Regions from separate parts of the Homo sapiens genome. Here region 2 is linked to region 1. A link is an interaction called in ENCODE POLR2A ChIA-PET data of the cell type or tissue named here. Cell type or tissue: Panc1. All regions are shown on one strand. Links, peaks and the distances in the headings refer to the core of each region. The heading gives the core; the rest is flanking DNA.

Region 1 (9,810 bases), core at 1,811-9,810:
AGGCAAGAAAAAGAAATAAGAACCAGACTGAGCATAGTGGTTCATGCCCAGCATGAACATGGGTTCATGTAATCCCAGCACTTTGGGAGGCTGAGGTGTGAGGAGCACTTTAGTCCAGGAGTTTGAGACCAGCCTGGGCAACATGGCAAGACCCCATCTCTACAAAACAACAAAAACAAAAATTAGCCAGGCATGATGGCGCGTGCCTGTAGTACCAGCTGCTACTCTGGAGGCTGAGGTGGGAGGATAGCCTGAGCCTGGGAGGTCGAGGCTGCAGTGAGCTGTGCAATGGTGCCACTGCACTCCAGCCTGGGCAACAGAGTGAGACCCTGTCTCAAATAAATAAATAAATAAATAAATATTAAAAAAAATAAAGAAATGAGAACTAGGCTGGGTGTGATGGCTCACACCTGTAATTCCAGCACTTTGAGTTTGAGCTTTAGTTTGAGCTCAGGAGTTTGAGACCAGCCTGGGTAACATAGTGAGACCCCAGTCTCTATTTAAAAAGTAGAAACAAAAGAACCAAAGTAGGGGATAAACCAGCTAGTACACAGTAGAACTGTTAGGAACATTACACTATCAGGCTCTCAATAATAACCTGACATTGAACAGGTTATTAAAAGCCTATTATGTTCCGGATTCTGTTCAGGACGCTCAGGAGATAGTAAAGAATAATACTACATTATTGTTAACATAATAATTAAACAAAGTTTTCGTGCCCTCCTGCAGCTAATATTCCAGTGTGAGGAGACACAGACAATAAATGTAATAAACAAATTACATAGTGTGGTATGAGGGGGGAAGAGCGGGAAAAGGGGGACCAGAAGTCCTAGGAGGTTGTATTATAATTTTAAGTGGGGGTGGGGTAAGAAAGAAAGAAATGCCTGAAAGGATGAGATATAAGCAAAGACCTAAAAGAGGTAAGGGACCTGCGGATTTTTTTTTTTTTTTTTTTTGAGATGGAGTCTCGATCTGTTGCCCAGGCTGGAGTGCAGTGGCCCGATCTCGGCTCACTGCAACCTCCACCTCCCAGGCTCAAGCCAGTCTCCTGCCTCACCCTCCCAAGTAGGTGGAACTACAGGCGCCTGCCACCACGCACGGCTGATTTTTGTATTTTTAGTAGAAATGGGGTTTCACCATGTTGGCCAGGCTGGTCTCGAACTCCTGACCTCAAGTGATCCACCTGCTTTGGCCTTCCATAGTGCTGGGATTACAGGCCTGAGCCACCGCATCTGGCCAACCTGCGGATATTTGGGGGAAGAGTTCCAGGTGGACAGAACTGAAAGTGCAAAGGGCCTGAGGCACCAGCATGCTTGCTGTGTCCAGAAACAGCTAGACCAGTGTGGCTGGAGCTGAGGGCAGGAAGGTGACTGGGCGTTATCTAGCAGGACTGTGTGGGCCACGCGAGGACTTTGACGTTTCCTCTGAGTGAGGTAAGAGCTATTAGGGCTCTGAGTAGAGGAAGATCATGATCTGAATCGAGTTCTAACAGGCTCCCACAGGGTCAGATGTTACCATTTATTAAATATTTACTGAGTGCCAGACACTATTCTGTTCAATATGGTTTGATCTCATTTCATTCTCACATGGACCCTGTAGGGAATATCATTCCATTTCACAGAAAAGAAACTGAGGCTCACAGAGTTTAAGACACTGACCCATGGCCGCACAGCAATAATCTTCAGCGCCTGGGTGCCAAGGTAAAGTAAGCCAGCCTCTCCCTCCCCCAAGCATTTCAGACAAGGATCGGTGGCTGCAGAGCGCACCCGTCTTCGGGAACGGCGTCTGTGTCCCTGTCTGTCTGTTTCTATTTCCACACGTCCCTGTCTGTCTCCACGCGCCTCTGCCTGTGCGTCCCCCATCTGTGCCCAAGCCGCCGTCTCTCTGCGCCCGGCCCCCGCACATCGGAGCTATTTCGGGTTTAAGGCTTAAAAGCCCAACAGCTCGGAGGAGACGCTTCCTCCGGCCCCCGGCTCGGACCACGCGCCGCACGCGGCCAGCTCTGGGAGCTCCCAGTTTTTTCTGCGGGATCCCCGAGCCGGGGAAGCCCCCGCGGGAGGAAGGGTGGGGGCTGGGGCGACCCGGGCCCGGAGGCTCTCGGCCCCCCAGTGGCCAACCCCGGCATTGACGCCGTCAGGAGCCCAGCCGTGCGTCAGCTGTCGCCCTGGCAACGGGGGCGACGTCACCACATTGGTGGTGCGTCAGTCCGCTGACGTCACGCCCCAGGAGAGGCAATAGGCAAGTGGCGGGGGCGGGTTCTAGGCCCGACCGGCAGGGGGAGCCCTGGGGCACTGATGGCAGATGCGTTTGGCTTGGTCTTGTAGGAGGCCCTGGCCCTGCCGACATGGCCACCGCAGTCCCAACGGCGCGCTAGGTTGGCGAGATGAAGAGGAGTCGCAGTGCCCTGTCCGTGGCAGGGACCGGGGACGAGGTGCGAGAGGAGGGGCTTGGGCTAGGGGCGGGGCTTCGCCCCTTGGGGGAGACTAGCGCCCTCTAGTGACCACGGCTATTTCCTGAACGTGGCTTCACTACCTCCAAGCTGTGAGGAGTTTGGTCCCCTCGTGCCTCAGTTTACCCCCTTGATTCCATTTTTTCTCCTGCTGCCCTAAGAGGCTCTCAGCCGGCCCAGGGACAGCAGGCAAAGGCTTCTCAAATGAGGAGAGGATTTTGGCGAGGAGGTGGGAGGGGGCGCTAGGGGTGGTGAGGTCTTGAGAGTCTCAGATGTGAGGGATGGGAGGGGGGCATTGACATTAAGACCAAGAGGGGCCCTCTTAGACGTGGAGGTTGGGAAGAGACCCTAAAAAGGTGATGTGTTAGAGAGGTCTCACACTTGAGACAGAATGTCTAGATGTGACAGACCCCAAGGCTGGGGCATCGAGAGGGGACCCCACAAAAATTATGGCTGAGAAGGGGCACTCTCAGACCTAAGGGATGGCAGGGCACCCTCTGTGTGAGGGGTCAGCGAGTGGCTCACACGTGAAGGGGAGCCTATACCGCCATTAACTACTCCCTTAGACAGCTAGGTAGGGGTGTTCTTGGGGAGAGGGGCTCAGAGCTTCCCAGCCAGGCCACGCCCCTATTCCACTTTGTCCCTCCCCAGAGGTCGAGGGAGACCCCCGAATCCGACCGTGCCAACATGCTGGGGGCCGACCTGCGTCGCCCTCGCCGCCGCCTCTCGTCCGGTCCTGGCCTGGGCTGGGCCCAGCCTGAGCCCTCGGACCCTGGGGTCCCTCTGCCGCCACGGCCCACCACCCTGCCGCTGCTGATCCCACCGCGGATTTCCATCACCAGGGCCGAGAACGACAGGTAGGTAGGAGAGGGAGCAGAGTGGGAGGTGGGTTGGGGAGGCACAGTGCCAACTGGGCTAGGTCCAGCCACCAGCCCTTCCCGATCTCCATGCTCCCTGCCGTTTGCAAAACTAGCTGCAACTTGTCCTGTGGCGGGCTGTGACACCCCTACCCCAAGGCACCCTTCGCAGGCTCTAGGAACCCCTTATTTCATTTTCCAGCTGCCTGAGTCAGCAAGGGGCAGGACTGAGGAAAGGGGTGTCATGTCTCCAGCCCCCAAGATGCTCCCATATTCACAGAGCTGGGGCAGGTTGATCAGGCGGCTGTGCACCGGCTTTCATGTCCCCGCCTGGGAGGATCAGGTTTCTTCTCCGCCTTGAAGGGGATGGTGGAGTCTTGGAAGGGGTCTGGACTAGTATTTTTCTTTCTCCTGGGGAGATGTGAGAAATATCTGCGAGCTCTGGGTTCACACAGCACCTCCTGCTGATTCTCATCTGGGGACCTTCCAGGTACCCAACCAGTTTCCCAGAGTACTCAACCCCCCTCTTGGCTCAAGAATGAGCTGGAAAGTCAGACAGCTGAGCTGGTCCTGGCTTCTGGCCGGCCCCTGCCCCCATGCCCTCCTCTGGTCACCGCTTTCGGCAGTTCCAATCCACCCCCACCCCCATCTACTCAATTGGAGGGTTCCAGGGTCTCTGTTTCCGTCATGGTCCAATGGTTCATTTCCAGATAGGGAGAGCAAGTGACTGTCTCTCGCCCCTGGAGCTGCTTAATTATACCTCTCCACGCCCATCCCACTAGCCTCAGGTCCAGATCAGTTTATCCCCCAGCTCAGGCCACCGCTCCTCGTTTCCTCCTTCTTCTGCAACCCCAGCTGTGTCCTGACACCCCCACCCACCTCACATTACGCACTCCCACCCGCTTCCAGATCTCTAACCAACGTTACAGCATACCCCGCCAAGAATTTGGCCCAGCCCAGGACTCTCAAATATGATCTGGGGAGAACTCACAGCCCCTGCAAATTCCCTAGAAGCCGTTTTGAGTGTGTAATGGGGGGGGTGTTCCTGAGAGAAGTGGGGAACACAGTTTTGGCCCTTGGAATACCCGGCGGCTGCTGATGGGGGGGCCGGTTTTTGCTCGGCGTTCGCCCACGCCGGGAGCCCCCTCTGGCGGGGAGAAAAGTGGCTGTGGGGGTTGAAGACCGGCAGTCTTTTTTTTTTTTTTTTTTTTTTTTCAAATAAGGAGAAGGGCGCGGGGGGAGGGCGGTGGCAAACGGCATCGCGTGCCCTGGGGAGCCCGTGACAGGGGGCGCACGGGGGCAGGGGTCTGGTCCCCGGGTCCCGCAGCAGAGCAGTTTCGCGTTCGAGCTCTTATCGGCGTGGGGGGGGGGGGCGGTGGGACACGCGGGCGCGTGCACTCCCCCCGCCCAGCAGCCATCCTTGGGGGGGTTGAGGGGGATGGGGGCGCACTCGGATCCCGCTCGCTCTCTGCTTGCTCGCTCGGCGCGGCGCTGGGGGAGGCGGGAGCGTGAGTCACGGCGACTCCCGATTTAGGTGCCGGAAGGGGGGCTCTGCTGGCGGGGGCCGCAGGGAGGAGGCTCGCCTGTTTACTCGCCTGAAAAGGGCACGGGGGTGCGCTCCGCGGCTACCTGGGACCTTCCTCAGTTTACCTCTGGCAGAAGCGCTTTAGAAGAGGCAGCGATGTATAGAGCGGTGGGCCGGCAGCTGCGGTATCCGCCACAGGGTGTCTTCCTGGAGCCACAAGGGAACCAATGGGACACACCCCAGAAACACCCCAGAGGCCCCAGGCCGACCACACACATACACTCACGCACACGCACACACTAACATACATAGACGTCCTCCGACACTACAGTCAGACGACAGAGGCCGAATCGCGTGCACAACTCCGCAAGCACACACCGACCACAAACGCATCCAAGCGCTTGAGAACACATTCACAGTCCCCAGGCCACCTGAAAAAAGACCACGTAGGGATGCACATCCTCCAAATAGGTAGCACATGTGCGCACACATCCTTCACCCACAGACACACACAGTTATACACACAGCCAAATCCAGAGAAACGGGCAGACAACAGCAGCCAACCACGTGCGCACACACACTTCCAGCCGACACTGAAAACACAGACAACCCTCGGAAGAGGCCACGTGCGCGCACATCCCGCCCCGGGCCCGCACCATCACTATCCTCCGACGCACAGACAGGAGATCCCACACACTCTGCCGCCGCCCGCTGCAGGTACCGCGCCGGTGGCACTAGGACCACTCCTCAAAAACTGCCCCCCGCCAGGGGTAGCGGCGAGGACACGCCAACACCGGACTCCGCCCTCGCCATGATGGACCGACTGACTGACACTCTGGCAACCAGTCCGGTGTCTGCTTCCAGATCGGATTAACCGTTTAACTCCTTCGTGCCTGTGCGCGCCGCGGCCAAGCAGGGTGCTTTGAAGACAGACGAGTTCCAGCGCCCCCTCCCAGCCCGGAGCGGGGATCTGCGTGGGCGGGAAGGGCCCCCCTCCTTAGGTAGCTGCCCCCCGCTGGCCCGGACGGAGGAGGAGGGGGGCGGCGCTGACAGCCGCGGCGGGCGGGGGGCGGGGAGGGGCGGGACGGGGCGGAGGAGCCGGGGCTGGCGCCGAGCGGGCCGCGGAACGCGGAGCGCGGAGCGCGGAGAGCGCCGCCGGGCACTGAGCAGAGCTCCAGGCGCCGAAAGGAAGCTGCAGAGCCCGGCCCGGGGGCGATTGGCCCGCAGCGCCCCCGGGTCTGTCCCCGGGGCGCCATGGCCCTACCGCGGCCGGGCGCACCCGCGGGGCCCTGGGCTCGCTGGCTTGCGCGCAGCTGAGCGGGGTGTAGGTTGGAAGGGCCAGGGCCCCCTGGGGCGCAAGTGGGGGCCGGCGCCATGGAACCCCCGACCGTCCCCTCGGAAAGGAGCCTGTCTCTGTCACTGCCCGGGCCCCGGGAGGGCCAGGCCACCCTGAAGCCTCCCCCGCAGCACCTGTGGCGGCAGCCTCGGACCCCCATCCGTATCCAGCAGCGCGGCTACTCCGACAGCGCGGAGCGCGCCGAGCGGGAGCGGCAGCCGCACCGGCCCATAGAGCGCGCCGATGCCATGGACACCAGCGACCGGCCCGGCCTGCGCACGACCCGCATGTCCTGGCCCTCGTCCTTCCATGGCACTGGCACCGGCAGCGGCGGCGCGGGCGGAGGCAGCAGCAGGCGGTAAGACTCCCCGCGGCGGATGCGCGCGGAACGGATGGGCGCGCAGGGAGGAGGCAACTCGAGCTGCCGGCCGCAGGGGGCGCTAGGATGCGGGTGGGGTCGGTTTGGCTGGCGGGGGCGGAGGGAATTCGGCTGCGGGGGCGTCTGGGACCTGGCCCCTGGTTGTGCGCTCTACGGGAGGCTTCCTGCTGAAGCCCATCCTGGGGTCCATTTAGGGGGCGCCACGCTGCGCGTGGTGTTAACGAGGTCTGGGTTGGGGAAGGGGGCTGCACACTTAGGGGTCTGTATTCTTGGTGACAGTGCAGAACAGCTGCTAAGCTGGGAACCACTTGGAGGGACCTTCCTGGGGGCACTATACTGAGGGCTAGATTCGCAGTGTTTGGGGTACTCTTGGAGCACTCCATAAGGGGGTGCCTGCTAGGACCAGGATCTTTACTTCAGGGTGGGGTGCTCTCAGGGTCCTTCTAGGGGATGGAGGACTCTATTGCGGGGATGTTAGTGGACTCCTCCTGCAGCAGCTGGGGTCAGAAATCCAGAGGGTGCCTCTTGGGGGAGCACTGTTTTGGGAGCCTTGCGTTAGATTGGAGTTCCCCTCTCAGGGCAAGAGTGTTAGCGTTAAGTAGCTGTTCAGAGGCAGGAAACAGTGGAGGGGGGGCGCAGTCCCAGCACAGAGGGAAGGAGTCCCTGACTGCAGAGGTGACAGCATAGTGAGGGTGCATGTGTGTTGAGCTTGGTCTCCTCTGAGGGTATTCTCCGATTGACCTCCGTTTGCTCCAGCTGTCCGGGTATGACCAGCTGTGGCTACCTCAGTTGTGTGCTCTGTGTGAGCTTCTGGGGTCTTGTGATGGTGACACGATGACTCTGTGTCCTCCAGGGACAGTGTAATTGTGACAGTGTGACTGTGTATTTCCAGGGTAGTGTGACTGTGTGTTTCTGGGACAGGGTTTGCGACAGTGACTGTGTGTGCTCCAAGAATGCTGTGACTGTCACAGGGTGACTGTGGCCTCATGGGATGCAGTGATTGGGATAGAGTGACTGTTTCTGCTCCTAGGACAGTGATTGTGCAATGGTGTTGGTGGTCTAGGGACAATGTGATTGTGACAGTGTCATTTCTGGCATGCAGTGATTGTGGCACTGGGGTGTTTACACTTGGGGAACAATGTGATTGAGTTCGTGGAACAGTCTGTGCTCCTTGGACACTGTGATTGAAACACAGTGGCTGTGTGTTAGTCTTCACCAGGTGCTCACGTCTGAGCGTCGGTGCTCTGACATGTGGTCTGTGTTCCCTCTGCCTGGTGTATCCTAAGAACTGGTGTCCTCTAACCACCTGGTGTTCTTAGTTATTGTTCCTCCTCTGATGGTGCTCCAGGGTCTGATTGCTTGTGCTCCAGCGATGTGTGCAACTGACAGCTTTGCCCGTGTGCTCTACCTGGATGCCCCACTGCTGGGGATATCACCAAGACGGTCAGATTTGGGCTCCTTATCCCTGGAGCTCCTGAGTGAGGCCTCTCTAAGATGTAGCCCTACTCTTCCTAAGTCTCTTTGGGGGTCTTCAGCAGTCATTGCAGCCCTCCAGGCCACCCCCACCTCTGTTCTGATCACCCCCCAGCCCCAGTCCCCCTGCACCCTTCTACCCACCAGGAAGCAAGTGTCACGGGCCCAGCATACATGGGCTGACATTTCCCAAAGGGAACTGGAGAGAGGCTGAAGGAAGAGAAAGTTGGAATCAACAGAAAATGCTAAAACTGGGGCAGGGGGCCAAACTGGCACAGGTCACTGTCCTAAGACACCAAGGGGTGGGTGAAGTGAAGTAGGTTCCAGGCCCCATTTCTTTGCAAGGCTCCAGGGACTCCTCCTAGCCTGGTCTCTGGGGCACTGAGTCTTAGGGGACAGTGGCTGAGTGGTAATAATCATCATTATTTTGGTGGGTATCCATCTCGCAATGGCTCACCCTCCGGCTCCATGCCAGGGACTTTTCCATATGCATCCTCATCCCCAGTGCCCTGGGTATTCCAGCAGGGTATTCCTGCTGGCATATGGAGAAACTGGAGCCCAGAGACAAAACCCTTTCTCTTTTTTTTTTTTTTTTTTTTTTGACAGAGTCTCCTCTGTCACCCAGGCTGGAGTGCAGTGGCGTGATCTCAGCTCACTGCAACCTCTGCCTTCCGGATTCAAGTGATTCTCCTGCCTCAGCCTCCGGAGTAGCTGGGATTACAGGCGCCCACCACCACACCTGACTAATTTTTGAATTTTTAGTAGAGATGGGGTTTCACCATGTTGGCCAGGCTGGTCTCGAACTCCTGACCTCAGGTGATCTGCCCACCCCTTAGCCTCCCAAAGTGCTGGGATTACAGGCATGAGCCACTGCACCCAGCTAAACCTTTTCTCTTTCTCACCCAAACTCACACAACCAGGAGATGGGGGAGCTGGAATTGCAACGCAGGTCCGCCCAATTCCTGTGCATCTTTGTATAAGTGTCTTGCCCTCTCTGAGCCTTAATTTTCCAGTCTGTAGAGTGGGGCTTTTGTTGGCACTGCCATGTGGGGGTCACTTTGAGGGTTCTGTGAGCTTGGAGATGTGTGTAAAGGACTTAACATAATCAGTAGATCTCCATTCAGGGACCTGGACTAAGGAGGGGGGACCTGGGTGGATCCCATTTCTCCAGGGTGAGTAGAAAAAAACAGGAACCTTAACCACATCCCCACGTAGACTCGGGTTTCTGTTTCACTGTGGGCCTGTGCACCCTTCAGTGTCTGTGCTGAGGTCCAAAGCTGGGACTGATGGGTGGGCTGTAGCTGGCATCAGTGCCAGGGTCCTCCCCCATTCCCAGGGAAAAGGAGGAAGGTGTCTGATGGCAACCTCAATGCTTAGAACAGGCATTTCTTCAAAAAGGGGGTTTTTACCAGGGCACATACAGGATTCAGTGCTCCCCACACTGGAGTTCATCCAGCTACCGCAAAAGGAGTCCAGCGAGCTCCCCCGATTTGGGTCAAAGGAATCCCCAGAGAGAGGGCACTGCCCACCCCCAACCGGAGATGTCATCCAAACCTCCCCTCCAGACCTGAAGATGTATGAGACGGCTGAGTCACGGCACAGCCACGATCTGTCAAGAGGCAGATGGAGAGGGAGGAAGAGGAGGACTTTGGTGGTGGGGGTGGGGAGCTGTCTGAACTGGGGACGGGGCCAACATACGGACCCTGCGTCCCCCCTCCCTGGGCCCTAAAACTTCCCCATCGAGGTGGGGGCACAGTGTGGCCCCAGGAGCAGGTGGAGGCAGCCGAGCTG
Region 2 (9,837 bases), core at 1-8,000, 230 kb before region 1:
AAGTTTTGGACACAAACAAGTTTAACATATGAGTGTTAGAAAAAACTAAGCTGGCTTTTGTCTCCCCGCAAGAGTCTAGAGTGTCCTACTGGAATGCCTAATGCTAAGAAGTCATCTGATCTGAACAAGGTTCCCCTTTTGGGGGTCATTTTTCTGATGATTGTGAGATTACATAGCAGCTCTGTAACACAATTATGTGTATGTGTGTGTGTGTGTATATATATACATATATATGTGTATATATATACATATATATGTGTATATATATGTGTGTATATATATACATATATATGTGTATATATATGTGTGTATATATATACATATATATGTGTATATATATGTGTGTATATATATACATATATATGTGTATATGTGTATATATACATATGTGTATATATATATACACACACACACAGCAGCTCTGTAACAGAGTATGTGTGTATATATGTATGTATATATGTGTATATATATACACACACATATATACATACATACATATACATTATACAGATAGATAGACAGACAGACAGACATGGAGTCTCGCTCTGTTGCCCAGGCTGGAGTGCAGTGGTGCGATCTCAGCTCACTGCAACCCTCACCTTCTGGGTTCAAGTGATTCTCTCACCTCAGCCTCCCAAGTAGCTGGGATTATAGGTGCCACCAGCCTCGTTAATTTTTTGTATTTTGAGTAGAGACAGGGTTTCACCATGTTGGTTAAGCTGGTCTTAGATTCCTGACCTCAAGTGATCCGCCTGCCTCAGTCTCCTGAAGTGCTAGGATTACAGGCATGAGTCACCATGTCTGGCATGCATATATATATACACGTATATATATACACGTATATGTGTGTATATATACATATATATGTGTATATATACGTATATATGTGTATACATACGTATATATGTATACATATGTGTGTGTATATATATATACACGTATATATACGTGTGTATATATATATATATTTTTTTTTTTTGAGATAGGGTTTTGCTCTTGTTGCCCAGGCTGGAGTGCAATGGTGTGATCTCAGCTCAACCTCCGACTCCCAGGTTCAAGCGATTCTCCTGGCTCAGCCTCCCGAGTAGCTGGGATTACAGGCATGCACCACCACACCCAGCTAATTTTATATTTTTAGCAGAGACAGGGTTTCTCCGTGTTGGTCAGGCTGGTTTCGAACTCCCGACCTCAGGCGATCCACCTGCCTCAGCCTCCCAAAGTGCTGGGATTACAGGCATGAGCCATCATGCCCAGCCTGTATATTTTAAAAGGTACCAGAGACCAGGCATGGTGGCTCACGCTTATAATCCCAGCACTTTGGGAGGCCAAGGCGAGCGGATCACTTGAGCCCAGGCGTTCAGACCAGCCTGGGAAACATGGCGAAACTCCATCTCTACAAAAATACAAAAATTAGTGGCTGGGCGTGGTGGCTGATGCCTGGAATCCCAACATACAGCAGCAGTTGGGTGGATTACCTGAGGGCCAAGGTGGGTGGATTACCTGAGGTCAAGGGTTTGAGACCAGCCTGGCCAACATGGCGAAACCCCATCTCTACTAAAAATACAAAAATTAGCCAGGCGTGGTGGTGGGTGGCTGTAATCCCAGCAACTTGGGAGGCTGAGGCAGGAGAATCACTTGAACCCGGGAGGCAGAGGTTGCAGTGAGCTGGTCACACCATTGCACTCTAGCCTGGGCAACAAGAGTGAAACTCTGTCTCAAAATAAAATAAAATAAAATAAAATAAAAATAACTGGGTTTGGTGGCATGTGCTTGTGGTCCCAGTTACTTGGGAGGCTGAGGAAGGAAGATCACCTGAGCCTGGGAGGTCGAGGCCACAGTGAGCCGTGATTGCATCACTGCACTCCAATCTAGGAGACAGAGTGAGACCCTGACTCAAAAAGATACCAGGAAAGAGGGGGCAGGTCATATAGTTGGGGCACTCCCGTAAGGGAAATGACCTACAGCTGGTCTTTCTCCAGTTGGGTCTGACAACAGCCCATAACAAGGTGTGCCACAGTATGGCCAGTGTCAGAATGAGTAGCCCAGGGCCACAGGACACTGTGGGGAACAGCCAGCTGATGTTCCTAAAGGCCTGGTGGGGGGTGGTGGCATTTTGAGGATGAAATGGGGGAGTCAAGCATCCAGGGAAGCAAGGGGTACCCACACAGAGGGCAGATAGAGGTGAAGTTAGAGGAGGTGGCTGGCGCCTCCCCGAATAACTCATTCTTCAGGATGTCTCTAGCTAGTCATTCCTAAATGTAGAACTGCCAGGAGTTTGCCTGGGAAATCGTGGTCTGATTTGATTACTGACAATTAGTAGCTTGACTCTTTCAGGGACAAAGAGGGAAAAAAATAAAAGAACAATAGCCGGTGCAGTGCCGCGGTGCTGCGTGCCTGTAACCCCAGCTACTCAGGAGGCTGTGGTGGGAGGATGGCTTGTGGGCAGGAGTTCGAGTCCAGCCTGGACAACATAGGGCGATCCTATCTCTTCAGAAAAAAATAAAGGAACAAGAAGAGAAGGTACCAAGGAAAGGGAGAGGAACACAGGCTGTTGTTCCCAGCCTGGGTGCTAACTACAGACTGCGGGGTGAGAACAGGCCTAACCAGCTGGGTAAGTGTCTGTTGGTGGAGAGAAGGTGCCCCAGGCAGGGACCAGGCCACTGCCATCTCTGGACCTTTCCACCTAGCACCCGCACAGACAGGTGCTCAGTTATCATTTGCCTGAAGGGCAGAAGTGGCTCCTCCAGGCTGGCCTTCCTAGAGGGTAAGTGCAGGCAGCAGCATGAGGAATGCTTTGCTGGACCCATGTCTTACAACAGCTGCTCTGGGTCATGCGGGCCCTGATTCCCCACCAGCGCCGCTCACATATGAGCACCTGCTGAATGCCAGGCCCTGCTCCAGGCAAAGAGCTAAGTGATTAGATGTAGGTGTCACTAGGCAGGGACTTCCTGACTTGCTGTGTGGTTAGGAAAGACCATTCTGTAGGGCCGGGCACGGTGGCTCACGCCTGTAATCCCAGCACTTTGGAAGGCTGAGGTGGGCGGATCATGAGGTCAGGAGATGGAGACCATCCTGGCTAACACAGTGAAACCCCGCCTCTACTAAAAATACAAAAAATTAGCCAGGCGTGGTGGTGGGCGCCTGTAGTCCCAGCTACTCAGGAGGCTGAGGCAGAAGAATGGCGTGAACCCGGGAGGTGAAGCTTGCAGTGAGCCAAGATCATGCCACTGCACTCCAGCCTGGGCAACAGAGCAAAACTCTGTCTCAAAAAAAAAAAAAAAAGACTGCTCTGTAGAAGAGACACTTAGCACCCTACAAACACAGTGGTAATATAGACTGTATATTATATATACTGTATCACTTGGACTCAAGGTGCTACAAGGCCAGGCAAGACGCAGTGGCTCATGCCTGTAATCCCAGCACCTTGGGAGGCCAAGGCAGGAGGATCACTTGAGGTCAGGAGTTTGAGACCAGCCTGGGCTACACTGAGAGATCCCATCTCTACAAAAAAAATGTAAAAATTAGCTGGGTGTGGTTAGTGTGCACCTGTGGTACCAGCTACTTGGGAGGCTGAGGTGGGAGGATCGCTTGAGCCTGGGAGGTTGAGGCTGCAGTGAGTTATGATGGTACCACTGCAATCCAGCCTGTTCAGCCTGGGCAACAGAACAAGACCCTGTCTCAAAAGAAAAAAAAAAAAAAAAAAAGATGCTTTGACATCAGGATTTCCAGGAGCACAAGGAACCTCTTCCAGGCAAAAGTCATTCTACCCTTGTAGCAACTGGGGTCCAAGGAGAGCCTTAAGTCAGGAGGGCTACAGAAACTGGTACTTCCAGCCAGAGGCACACACGCTGTGGTAATAGCGTTACACTTGACTTCTCAGTCACGCCGCTGAGAAAACTGGAAGGACATGGCTTCTACCTCGACCAAGCCAGCCAGTCCCCTGATCCCGAGGTTGCCTGGGGTGTGAAGGACAAGGTTCAACTGATTGCGGAGACCAAGGTGTCCTTGCAGAATGGGTCTGCTTTCTTTCAACCCCTCATATGAACTGGGATATTTAGCCTGGCAAAGAGAATAGAGAAACCTTCAAAACCCCTAGAATGTTTCATCCAGTAGAAACTGGATTTAACCTGCCTGGCCCCAGAGTGGCAGGTGGGATCCCAGGCAGGCAGTGAGGAGCTGGCGGGAGGGTAACTTTAGCGACATCCCTTCCCTGGTAAAACTGTGATGACACCGATCACACCTGCTGAAGCCAGGAGGGTCGCAGACAGCCGTGAAGGACGGAGCAGAGGACTCAGAATGCCGGCTTAGTGCCCAGCCTGAGACCCTATGATTCCTTCCTAGTGCTTCCCTCAGAGATGAACCCTCTGCAGAGGGGAGATAAGATATATATAAACAGCTGGCCAGGCACGGTGGCTCATGCCTGTAATCCCAGCACTTTGGGAGGCCGAGGCGGGCGGATCACCTGAGGTCAGGAGTTCGAGACCAGCCTGACCAACATGAAGAAACTTCGTCTTTACTAAAAATCCAGAATCAGCCAGGCATGGTGGCACATGCCTATAATCCCAGCTACTCAGGAGGCTGAGGCAGGAGAATCGCTTGAACCCGGGAGGTGGAGGCTGCGGTGAGCCAAGGTCACGTCATTGCACTCCAGCCTGGACAACAAGAGTGAAACTCCGTCTCAAAAAAAAAAAAAAAAAAAAAGATATATATAAACAACCACAGAGGAATAAGGCAAATACAGCTCACGCCTGCGGGATTCCCAAGAGAAAGGGTATAACAGCCTCAGGAAGAAGTTGACAGCTCTGTGTGAACCGGGCACAGGAAGCTGCTCAAACAGGGGCACCATTGAGAAGTGGCTGGTTCTGGAAACACACAAGAAACAAACGTGAGACTGGCCACATACAGGGAGGGAAAGGCACCTCCAGAGAGGTGGCTGGGGACAGTCGGAGGGAGGGCAAAAGCATCACACTTATCCATCTTGTTCCATAGTTAACAAACACCAAAGCAGTCAAGGGGAAGTAGAACCAATGACATCAGAGCCGTGTTAAGAAAACTAACCCAGCAGAGGTATCTAGTATAGATTGGATAGGAAGAAATTATAAAATGTTAGATTACTCTAACACCTCTACGCCAGAAATGCTCGTCTGAAATACAGCAGACCATGGCTGGGCGCAGTGGCTCATGCCTGTAATCTCTACACTCGGGAAGCCAGGACAGGAAGATCACTTGAGCCCAGGAATTCGAGACTAGCCTGGGCAACAGAGCGAGACCCTGTCTCTACAAGAAAGAATAATTAGCTGGCTGTGGTAGCATGCACCTATAGTCTTAGCTACTCGGGAGGCAGAGGCGGGAGGATCACTAGAGCTCAGGAATTTGTGACCAGCCTGGGCAATACAGTGAGACCCTGTCTCTACGAGAAAACAGTAATTAGCTGGGTATGACAGCACGCACCTGTACTCCTAGCTGCTCAGGAGGCCGAGGCGGAAGGATCACTAGAGCCCAGGAATTTGAGACCAGCCTGGGCAACACAGCGAGAACCTGTCTCTACAAAAAATAGTAATTAGCTGGGTGTGGTGGCATGCACCTATAGTCTTAGCTACTCAGGAGGCTGAGGCGGGAGGATCACTAGAGCCCAGGAATTCAAGACCAGCCTGAGCAACACAGCGAGACCCTGTCTCTACAAAAAATAGTAATTAGTAATTAGCTGGGTGTGCTAGCATGTGCCTATAGGCCTAGCTACTCGGGAAGCCAAAGCGGGAGGATCAATAGAGCTCAGGAATTCAAGACCAGCCTGGGCAACACAGCAGAGACCCTGCCTAAACAAAAAATAGTAATTAGCTTGGTGTGGCAGCATGCACCTGTGGTCCTAGCTACTCAGGAGACTGAGGCAGGAGGATCACTAGAGCCCAGTGAGCTATAATTGTGCCGCTGCATTCCAGCCTGGGTGACACAGCAAGACCTTGTCTCTAAAAATAAAATATAGTGGACCATGCAAGACAAGTTACAAGTCTCTGTCAAACCAGCTTCTTCAGGCCGGCTGCATGGCAGCTGGAGCAGGGCTGCCCAAGAAGGCATCCGCAGTAGGCAAAAGAGTAGACCCACTGGGCACAGTGGCTCATGCCTGTAATCCCAGCACTTTGGGAGGCTGAAGCGGGTAGATCACCTGAGCTCAGGAGTTCAAGACCAGCCTGGGAAACATGGCAAAACCCCATCTCTACTAAAAATACAAAAATTAACCGGGCTTGGTGGCTCACGCCTGTAATCCCAGCTACTCAAGAGGCTGAGGCACAAGAATCATTTGAACCCAGGAAGCAGAAGTTGCAGTGAGCCGAGATCATGCCACTGCACTCCAGCCTGGGTGACAGAGCGAGACTCCATCTCAAAAAGAGTGGACCCACCGAAAAATGTTCATGCCCTAATCCCTGGAACCTGTGAATATATTACTTTACGTGGCCAAAGCGATTTTGCAGATGTAACTAAGAATACAGACCTTGAGATGGGGAGATTATCCTGGATTATCTGGGGTGGGCCCAATCTAATCACTTCAGCCCTTAAGAACACAGAACCTTTCTAGCTGCAGAGAGCGGGCAACGTTGGAGGACGGGTCAGAGAGAGATGCAACCCGCAAATGCTGACTTTAAAGGTAGAGGAAGGGGGCATGAGCCGAGGGATGAGACCGCCTCCAGAAGCGGGCAACGACCCTCAGTTTAGAACCAGTGAAGAAAATGGGACCTGAGTCTTACAACTACCACCTTCTGCCAACACCCCAAAATAGGAAACAGATTCTCCCCTGGAGCCCCCAGAAAGGAATGCAGCCTGCTTACACCTTGATTTTCATCCGGTGAAACCCACATCAGATTTCTGACCTGCATAAGGTAATAAATGTATGTCCTTTAAGCCGGCAAGTTTGAGGCAAGACCCTCCACCTGCAAAAAGATTATGAATCGCTGAAGACTCAGATGATTTTTTTTTTTTTTTTGAGACGGAGTCTCGCTCTGTTGCCCAGGCTGGAGTTCAGTGGCATGATCTCGGCTCACTGCAACCTCCGCCTCCCAAGTTCAAGCAATTTTCCTGCCTCAGCCTCCCATGGAGCTGGGACTATAGGCGTGTGCCACCATGCCTGGCTAATTTTTTTTGTATTTTTAGTAGAGACGGGGTTTCACCGTGTTAGCCAGGATGGTCTCGATCTCCTGACCTCGTGATCTGCCCACCTTGGCCTCCCAAAGTGCTGGGATTACAGGCGTGAGCCACCACGCCCAGCTGATTTTTTTTTTTTTTTGAGACAGAGTCTCACTCCTTCACCCAGGCTGGAGTGCAGTGGCACAATCATGGCAAACTGCAGCCTCGACCTCATGGGTTCAAGTGATCCTCCCACCTCTGCCTCCCGAGTAGCTGGGACCCCAGGTGCATGCCACCACTTTTGGCTTTATTTTTTTTTTTGAGATGGGGGGGGTCTTCCTATGTTGCCCAGACTAGTCTTGAACTCCTTGGCTCAAGCGATCCTCCTGCCTTGGCCTCCCAAACTGCTGGGATTACAGGCATGAGCCACTGCACACGGCCTAGTCTAATAACTTTTACACATACTAGGAAACCAAAATGTGTGTGTGACTCACTTTCTTGCTAGATTCACTTTACTGCAGTGGTCTGGAACCAAACCCACAGCATCCCCACTGTACACACAGTACCACGTAATAACCAGTGATGAAGGGCTTTGGACAGGTGCTGCTCTCAACATATCTGTACTGATAAGCTCAGTCTTCCTAACACCCCTGTCGAGCAGGCAGCCCCACCCCCTTTTTATAGATGAAACACCAAGGCACCAAGAAGTTCAATAACTTAGCCATACGGCTGGCAAGTAGGGCGGCATTTGAAACCCAGCAGTCTGTACCCCTAGAATTCTACCACAGGGGAGCAAAACAAAAGAGGTAAGTCAATTTTGCCTTATTCAGTATGTACTCAGTAGTAGCCAAGGAACTGGAGTTAAGGAGTTCAAGACCTAGCTTAATCCCATCACAGAATGACTAGCAGTAAGAAAGCTGTGGTAGTTACGAAAGCTAATCAGTTGTGCAAAGGAGTCTGCTAGCATCAGTGTTAATCCAGGCTGTACAGGGGAAGAGCTGGCATGCAAGCATTTGAGTCTACTGTGCTCCAAGCTGCAGATACAGTGAATACGGCAGACACGCTCTGGTAACAGACCCTGAAATAATCACTAATTTCAGTGTTATAATGGCACCATGCGGGATACACCGACAAAATTCAACACTCTTTATTGTGGAGAAGCAAGCCTAGCTGTCTGAGAGCAGGCTTAAGAATGAATTAAAAGGCCAGGCACGGTGGCTCATGCCTGTAATCCCAACACTTTGCGGGGCTGAGGCAGGCGAATCACTTGAGTCCAGGAGTTCAACACCAGCCTGGCCAACACGGTAAACCCCGGTTTCTACTAAAAATAAGAAAAAGTTAGCCGGGCGTGGTGGCACATGCCTGTAATCCCAGCTACTCAGGAGGCTAAGGCAGGAGAATCACTTGAACCCGGGAGGGGGAGGTTGCAGTGAGCCAAGTTCGCACCACTGCACTCCAGCCTGGGCGACAGCACAAGACTCTGTCTCAAAAATAAAATAAAATAAAATAAAATAAAATAAAATAAAATAAAATAAAATAAAATAAAAACAATGAACCGGCTGGACACCATCATACCTGTAATCCCAGCATTTTGGGAGGCTAAGATAAGTGGATCACTTGAGATCAAGAGTTTGAAACCAGCCTGGTCAACATGGCAAAACCCAGTCTCTAATAAAAATACAAAAATTACCTGGGCTTGGTGGCGGGCGCCTGTAATCCCAGCTACTTGGGACACTGAAGTAGGAGAATTGCTTGAACTCGGGAGGTGGAGGTTGCAGTGAGCCGAGATCACGGCCACTGCACTCCAGCCTGGGCGACAGAGCAAGGCTCAGCCTCGAGGGGGAAAAAGAAAAATTAGCTGGGCGTGGTGGTGCACACCTGTAATCCCAGCTACTTGGGAAGCTGAGACAGGAGAATTGCTTAAACCCGGGAAGCGGAGGCTGCAGTGAGCTGAGATCACACCATTGCACTCTAGCCTGGGCCACAGAGCAAGACCCTGCCTCAATTAAAAAAAAAAAAAAATCTAAGTTTCAAGTACTGTTGGATACCATGTTTATTTTTCATTTAATGAAATATTTTCAAAATGTAAAAAAAAAAAAAAAAGTCTGTGGAGTGAGTCATATAAACTACAATTTCAATGTCTACCACATGGTCAAAAGCAGTCCTCCAAAACTCCAATGCCTACAGTGAAGCAATCTGAGTGTAAAGAAATGTGGAACCCAGGGTCAGTGGTGGATTGTAAGGCTCACCTAATGGTATTCCAATTCAGCCAAACAAAATATTTGCACAGGGCCAACAGAGCCCCTGAGCCAGTGGCCTACTGGCAACCCCTGTTGAAGGGAAAGGCTTTGGCAAGCAGCAGACCTTAGCAGGAATTCCTGCTTCCTGGCAGTTAACTCCTGCAGCATCCACTTTTAAGAACTCTTGAGGAATAATGGCCGGGCCCTGTGGCTCACGCCTGTAATCTCAGCCCTTTGGGAGGCCAACGCAGAGGATTGCTTCAGTCCAGGAGTTCAAGACCAGCCTGGGCAACAAAGCAAGACCCTCATCTCTAAAAAAAAAAATTTTTTTTTTTTCTGAGACAGAGTTTCGCTCCTGTTGCCCAGGCTGGAGTGCAACGGTGCAATCTCGGCTCCTGGGTTCAAGCGATTATCCTGCCTCAGCCTCCCGAGTAGCTGCGATTACAGGCACCTGCCACCATACCTGGCTAATTTTTTT

Evidence for each region. Peaks named below come from ENCODE experiments on the same cell type or tissue, not always from the same donor. Only the 100,000 strongest peaks of a DNase experiment are listed, where the experiment ranks them.
Region 2: POLR2A ChIA-PET joins it to region 1 with 12 read pairs; 4 of 35 experiments call an interaction of 5 or more read pairs at or near these places.

The regions. Positions count from the first base shown.
Region 1 is chr19:10,414,560-10,424,369 of GRCh38, forward strand. PDE4A (phosphodiesterase 4A) reads left to right here and starts at 5,979. Exons shown (of 15, transcript NM_001111307.2): 1 at 5,979-6,525. The coding sequence starts at 6,206. RefSeq lists silencers at 1,884-2,153, 5,872-6,341, 6,572-6,621 and enhancers at 2,254-2,373, 2,676-3,227, 3,228-3,778, 4,772-5,651, 6,832-7,021. In Panc1, for the core only: CTCF peaks have their summits at 2,221, 2,425, 6,604 (motif pointing right), 6,863 and 1 weaker place; DNase peaks (open chromatin) are centred at 2,252, 2,282, 5,262, 5,682 and 1 weaker place; H3K4me3 peaks cover 6,044 bases; H3K27ac peaks cover 3,111 bases.
Region 2 is chr19:10,182,159-10,191,995 of GRCh38, forward strand. All of the region lies in intron 1 of DNMT1 (DNA methyltransferase 1), which reads right to left. Among named protein-coding and RNA genes, the nearest start is that of DNMT1, 7.9 kb to the right of the region's middle. RefSeq lists an enhancer at 1,777-2,277. In Panc1, for the core only: no CTCF peak of the experiment used is centred there; no DNase peak of the experiment used is centred there.